Linked DNA regions of Homo sapiens: region 2 is linked to region 1. Evidence: chromatin contacts called from ENCODE Hi-C or POLR2A ChIA-PET data. All regions are on one chromosome and are shown on one strand. The core of a region is the stretch at or near the end of the contact, and the rest is flanking DNA. Distances in the headings are between cores, read along the strand shown. Region 1 overlaps CNN3-DT (CNN3 divergent transcript). Region 2 overlaps ALG14 (ALG14 UDP-N-acetylglucosaminyltransferase subunit).

Region 1 (2,700 bases), core at 103-2,602:
TAATTTTTTTGAAGTTTAAAAAAATTTTATTTTATGTGCAGAGAGCTAGCAGTGGTTTCTTTCATTGAGCGCTGTCTTGGATAATCCATTCAGGGAAGACCACTTAGTCCAACTTGATGAGGGCTATAATCCCTTCCATTCTGATGGAAACACAGGTGGCACATATTGAAGTTATAGTCCCAGATCAAACCTGCTGGTTTGACCAGACACAGCAAGAGCAAGAACCGTGGCCAAATTTTCTAGGGTAGTTCCAGCAGAGCTGCTGATGACACATCTCTGAAAAAAGGGCAGTAATTCTGTGCACTGCACATTTTAAGGACTCAAAAAACTTGTTGGTGATGAATATGTGCATTATTTCAAATGTGACATTCAATCTTCTCAACTTCAAAAGATAAAAAACAAAACAAAACAAAACAAAACAAAAAACAGGTCCAAATGGACAGGTAACTAAAGCACTTATTGGTGAGGCTTGTCTAGGTTTTCTTTCATTAGGGTCCTTCTACTGAGTTTCAGGAGTTGACATGATGTTGATATTTTAAGGATGCGGTACTTAAATGCTAGACATTCAGATGTTGTGCTTCATTATTCATTCATCTCAACACATATTGGAAGGCCAGTCTGCACCAGGTTATATACCTGGTTGTATTTGTGTTCTGTCCATACAGTATGGGGAGATATAGGTGTGTGCGTGTGTGTGTGTGTGTGTGTGTGTGTGTGAATGTGTAATTATTTTTGATGACCATATTAAAAAAAGAAAAAAGAAACGAAAGAAAAGAAAGGGAAGGTGTGTGGTGAAACTGTTGAGAACTTCCCCAGTGCCTATTCCAGAGTTAGGCCCTCCTGGTCCAATCCCAGCACTACAAATATTAGTTGTGAGACTTTGGGCAAGTCTAATGATATGTTCTAAATGATATGATCTAAATGTTCTCATCTGTACAACTGTGACAAAAACAGGACCCATTTACTGTAAATATTAAAAGATTTAAACCATGTGCCTGGCATGTGATAAGGGCTCCATAAATGTTAATTTCATGATAAAGAAAGGGACTAGACATCAGCTTTGGGGGCAAAAAGAACCCCATCAAACTTGTAAATGTCACTATCATGATTATTGACACTCTGTTGATGATATTGTGCAGAAAATAATTAACATAACAGGCCCGAACTACTGCCTGTGAAAAGGCAGGCTTGCAAGGTTGGCCCTTGGCTGGTATGTGGGAGAGAACTGAGATTTTGCAAGGGTTCCCACCATTAACTGATAAGAGTGGTTCATTGTGCCAGACTGTTTGTGCAAACAATGTGGTTTGTGCTGAACACCTGCTTTCTTCTGGGAAGCCAGTATTTCCATATGTGCCAGGTTGGGGCTGCCTACATGACCAGGCTCCAGTAAAAACGTGGGGCACCGAGTCTCTAATGAGCTCCCTTGGTTGGCAACATTTCACACCTGTTTTCACATACAGAACTTGCTGCTGGGGGGTTAATTTATCCTTTGTGATTTTACTGACAGAGGAGCCTTAGAAGCTTGTGCCTGGTTTTCCCCAGACTTCACCCCAGATGCCTTTTCTCTTTGCTGATTCTGCTTGTTATCTTTTTGCTGAAATAAATCATAGCCATTAGTGTTACATGATAGTAGGCTGAGTCCTATGAGTCCTCTTAGTGACTCATTGAACCCGGGGATGGGCTGAACTAGTTATCTCTAAAGGAAACACATTTATTTGGGAAAGAGTGGTATCACAGCATCATCTAATTTAATGTAGGTAAACAAACATATCATTTTAAAAAAATGACTCAGAAACATACAATTTGAAAAAGTGTTCTTAAATGAATAAGGGATAAAAACGCTCCAAGCAGCATTGTGTCTTCAGTGACCCTTCTTTAAAATTATAAAAATGTTAAGAGTCTTTAGTGCTGTAAAAATTATACACTGTAGGCCAGGCACGGTGGCTCACACTTGTAATCCCAACACTTTGGGAGGCCAAGGCGGGCGGATCACCTAAGGTTGAGAGTTCGAGACCAGCCTGACCAACATGGAGAAACCCTGTCTCTACTAAAAATACAAAATTAGTTGGGCATGGTGGCACATGCCTGTAATCCCAGCTACTCGGGAGGCTGAGGCAGGAGAATCGCTTGACCCCAGGAGGCGGATGTTGCAGTGAGCTGAGATTGCACCATTGCACTCCAGCCTGGGCAACAAGAGTGAAACTCATCTCAAAAAAATAAATAAATAAAATAAAATAAAATAAAATTATACACTGTAATGTATAGAGCAGGGGTGTCCAATCTTTTTGGCTTCCTTTGGCCACATTGGAAGAAGAATTGTCTCGGGCCACACATAAAATACACTAACACTAATGACATAAGATGAGAAAAAAAAAAAGGCCCAAGCATAAATCTCATAATGTTTTATGAAACTTTACAAATATGTGTGGGGCCACATTCAAAGCCATCCTAGGCTGCATGCAGCCCGCAGGCTGCGGGTTGGACAAACTTGGTATAAAGCAGAAGGCAGCAATGCGGTAATTTACAATTTTTCGGTCATTGTACACTAAAAGCTCCCTGGGTCCCACTCCTACTCCACACACCTCCCTTTCTACCCCGTTCCCTCCCCAATAGTCTTGATTTCCTTCCCAGTGTCTGTGAAGCTAATTTTGGTATTCACTAACGAATTCTGTATGGTTTGAGAGTCAAATGTGAATGTAT
Region 2 (2,700 bases), core at 97-2,596, 39 kb before region 1:
CCAGACCAGAATAATCGATAGAGCAAGTTAGAGGGAACTTATCAACTGGGCAAGATCCTACAGAACCGAAGTTTACTGTTCTTCTCAGTTATTTTTTTGATTAAATTGGAAAGTTTTTTTGAGTTGTCACCAAGCAAAATGCAAGTAACTAATATTTGAGGATGAGCCAATAAATTCAGTATCCTTAAAACATTAGTGCATTAGCCTAAATGAAAACAATTTATAACTTGCTTACCTTTTTGGTATGGTTTAAAAGAAGATGAAAGCTATTCTGGGTAAAGAGAAATCGGCAAGTGGCTAGATGACTGTAGTACGTTCACGCAGTGGCACAATTGTGCCTATGTAGAAACATGGAATGGATGTAGTTGTATACGTGGAAAAGTAGACCCCAAAATGCTGTATACACAATGATGACATCTCTGAAAATTCTGTTACCAATAGAATTGTAAGAGACCTTGGGTTCATAGATAGTCAGGGATTCGAGGGTTTAGAATTTATTTGGTGATTTAATGTTGTTCTTGATATTTTGATGTTTCTGTTTAACTGTTACTCCTCAGATGATTAAATAAACATAAAAAAGAAGAAATACAATGTACCATCATGTGAGCCAAGCAAATACGTCATCCCCATCTGCTGCACATCCTTTTCCTTCCTGCTGTCCACCTCCACTGATCGCTGACATTCAGCAACTGCCTTTCCCAGGCTTCAGCCCGGCCTTCCTGTCCCCTGACTGTAACCTCTGCATGTTATATACCACCTGACTCTAACTGCATTTTCTTCTTTACTCCCTTGATTACTCTCAGATTCTTCTCTTTCTAGTTGCCTGAGGCTTTTGTCCCACTGCTTTTGCCCTCCTGTCTTAGATAAGTCCTTTTGCTTATCCTTTCCGTACCCTGGAGCACTCTCCCAGCCTCTTTTTGCTGTGCAGTCGCCATCCATGTTTTGCCCTGTCTGACTCCTATGCCCATGGTCCAGTGCTTTTAGCCCTGTCTGAGGAAATCCTGTGACTGCTCTGATGTGATCTGGCCCCCTCTGTCTCTACATTTGCTGCTCTCAAATCTTTGTTCCTCCCATCTAGTTAGGGTTCTTGATAGCAAACTATAGAAATCTACTCTGGCTGATTGAAACAGAAAAAGGATTTAGTGAAGGCTATTGAGAACTCTTGGAATTACCAGCAATGTCAATTAAGTAGGCTTAGAAAATATAGAGGGACAAAGTGGGAACTGAGCAGCCAGAACCATGAATGAAATTCTATGGCCACAGAGCTGGTTTCAGGAGATGCTGCTGCTACTGTTGCTGGACAGTGAACGCTGCAGCTGGCACCACTGGCACTGGATGCTGGACCCCTGCCAGCAGTACCTTTGCTACCAGAACAGAGTCTCCTCCAGCCCTGCCCCTCTGTAGCACTAGCTCCTGGTCAGATCTAGGCAGAAATAGCTGGGCAAGTCACTGGCCCATCTACTAGCTGTAAGGAGGCCTAGAAAGGAGTATCTCACTTCTGCTGTGAGAAAGGGGCTTTGCCTGCAACCACAGCTCATACTCTGGGAAATTGCTTAAACAAATTCTAGACAGGAACAAAACAAAGAAAAAAAAAGACCACATGGTCCATTCCTGATCCATAATAATTGTTGTATTAAACTTTCCACAACTTCCTTAAATCCTGAAAGCTACTTCTTCCAACCTCTCACTCAGCAAGAACTCTGGTATATAGTTTAACGCAAAATTAAACTTTAGGGATCACAGATTTATACACAAAGATGTTCATAACAATATGATTTAGAATAACAAAAAAGGAGTCAGCCTAAATTTCCAACAATAACCATTTCCATTAACAAGAGAATGGTTAATGAGTTATGAGATCTCCATAGGATTAAATATATGCAGTCATTAAAAACCGTGAGTTTTTAAAAAGTATTTTAAAAACAAATATAACTAACTTTACTAATATTATGTATAAGCTCTCACAATTGCAAATATGCATATATGAACATATATTAGAGTATAAATATATACAAAGACGTAAGTTAGAAGAGAATACACCAAAATGTTAAGATTGGTGAGATTAAAAGGATTGTGTTCTTTTTTGTGCTTCTCTGTATTTTTCACACTGAGATGAAAAGTTAATATTTAAAAGAGGGGCAAACTTTCTATGCCACTATTTTTATCTTTTATCATATTCTCAGTACAACTTTTCCCAAACCAACCTCATGAACCAAATACTCTGAATACTTACTATTTTCTCCTGGTATTGAAAGAACTTACCCTTTTCTATGTGGTCATTTCCTCCTTCACTATCAGTTTGTTCTCACTGATGTTTATGTTCACATGTAGATCATTCATTCCATTCTGTAAACCCTTTCCCCAGCCCTGCTTGGCCCATCCAGCTGACACCTGAGCTCCCCTCTCCCACAGCATGCTTACTTTTCCCCTGCCCTGTATTTTGGTCCAATGACTCACTGAAATAGCCATCTCTGAGGTTTCCATTACTCTTCTCTTGACCAAATCTGAAGATCTTTTCTCTGTCTCTATCTTTGTAGCTCTGCTACCTGCAAGAAATGGTATTGATCATTTCATCATCTTTGACACACTTTTAGGGATAGGCAAGGGACCTTGTGGTTTTCTTCTTCTTTGTCTAACCATTCTTAAAGCATTTTCCTGACTTTGCTTCCTGTTCAGCTTTACAGCCAAGCTTCTTCTCTT

Evidence for each region. A loop is a pair of places that touch in the nucleus more often than their neighbours do. ChIA-PET counts read pairs that join two places held with the same protein, here RNA polymerase II (POLR2A). Pooled maps may share reads with other maps.
Region 2: a map of GM18951 shows a loop between it and region 1 (2.5-fold over the local background). The contact joins two enhancer-like sites. A Hi-C loop is called at or near these places in 6 of 168 maps with a recorded cell type or tissue (CD14-positive monocyte, GM18951, PC-3 and 3 more) and 1 of 50 pooled maps. POLR2A ChIA-PET finds 5 or more read pairs at or near these places in 7 of 52 experiments (A673, H1, Panc1 and 4 more).

Annotation. Positions count from the first base shown.
Region 1 is chr1:94,948,788-94,951,487 of GRCh38, reverse strand. All of the region lies in intron 2 of CNN3-DT (CNN3 divergent transcript), which reads right to left. Among named protein-coding and RNA genes, the nearest start is that of CNN3, 23 kb to the right of the region's middle. Within about 2 kb of position 1,352, at least 4 of the 41 ENCODE cell types and tissues checked have a DNase peak (open chromatin) inside an H3K27ac peak, as active enhancers do.
Region 2 is chr1:94,988,242-94,990,941 of GRCh38, reverse strand. All of the region lies in intron 3 of ALG14 (ALG14 UDP-N-acetylglucosaminyltransferase subunit), which reads left to right. Among named protein-coding and RNA genes, the nearest start is that of CNN3, 62 kb to the right of the region's middle. Within about 2 kb of position 1,346, at least 4 of the 41 ENCODE cell types and tissues checked have a DNase peak (open chromatin) inside an H3K27ac peak, as active enhancers do.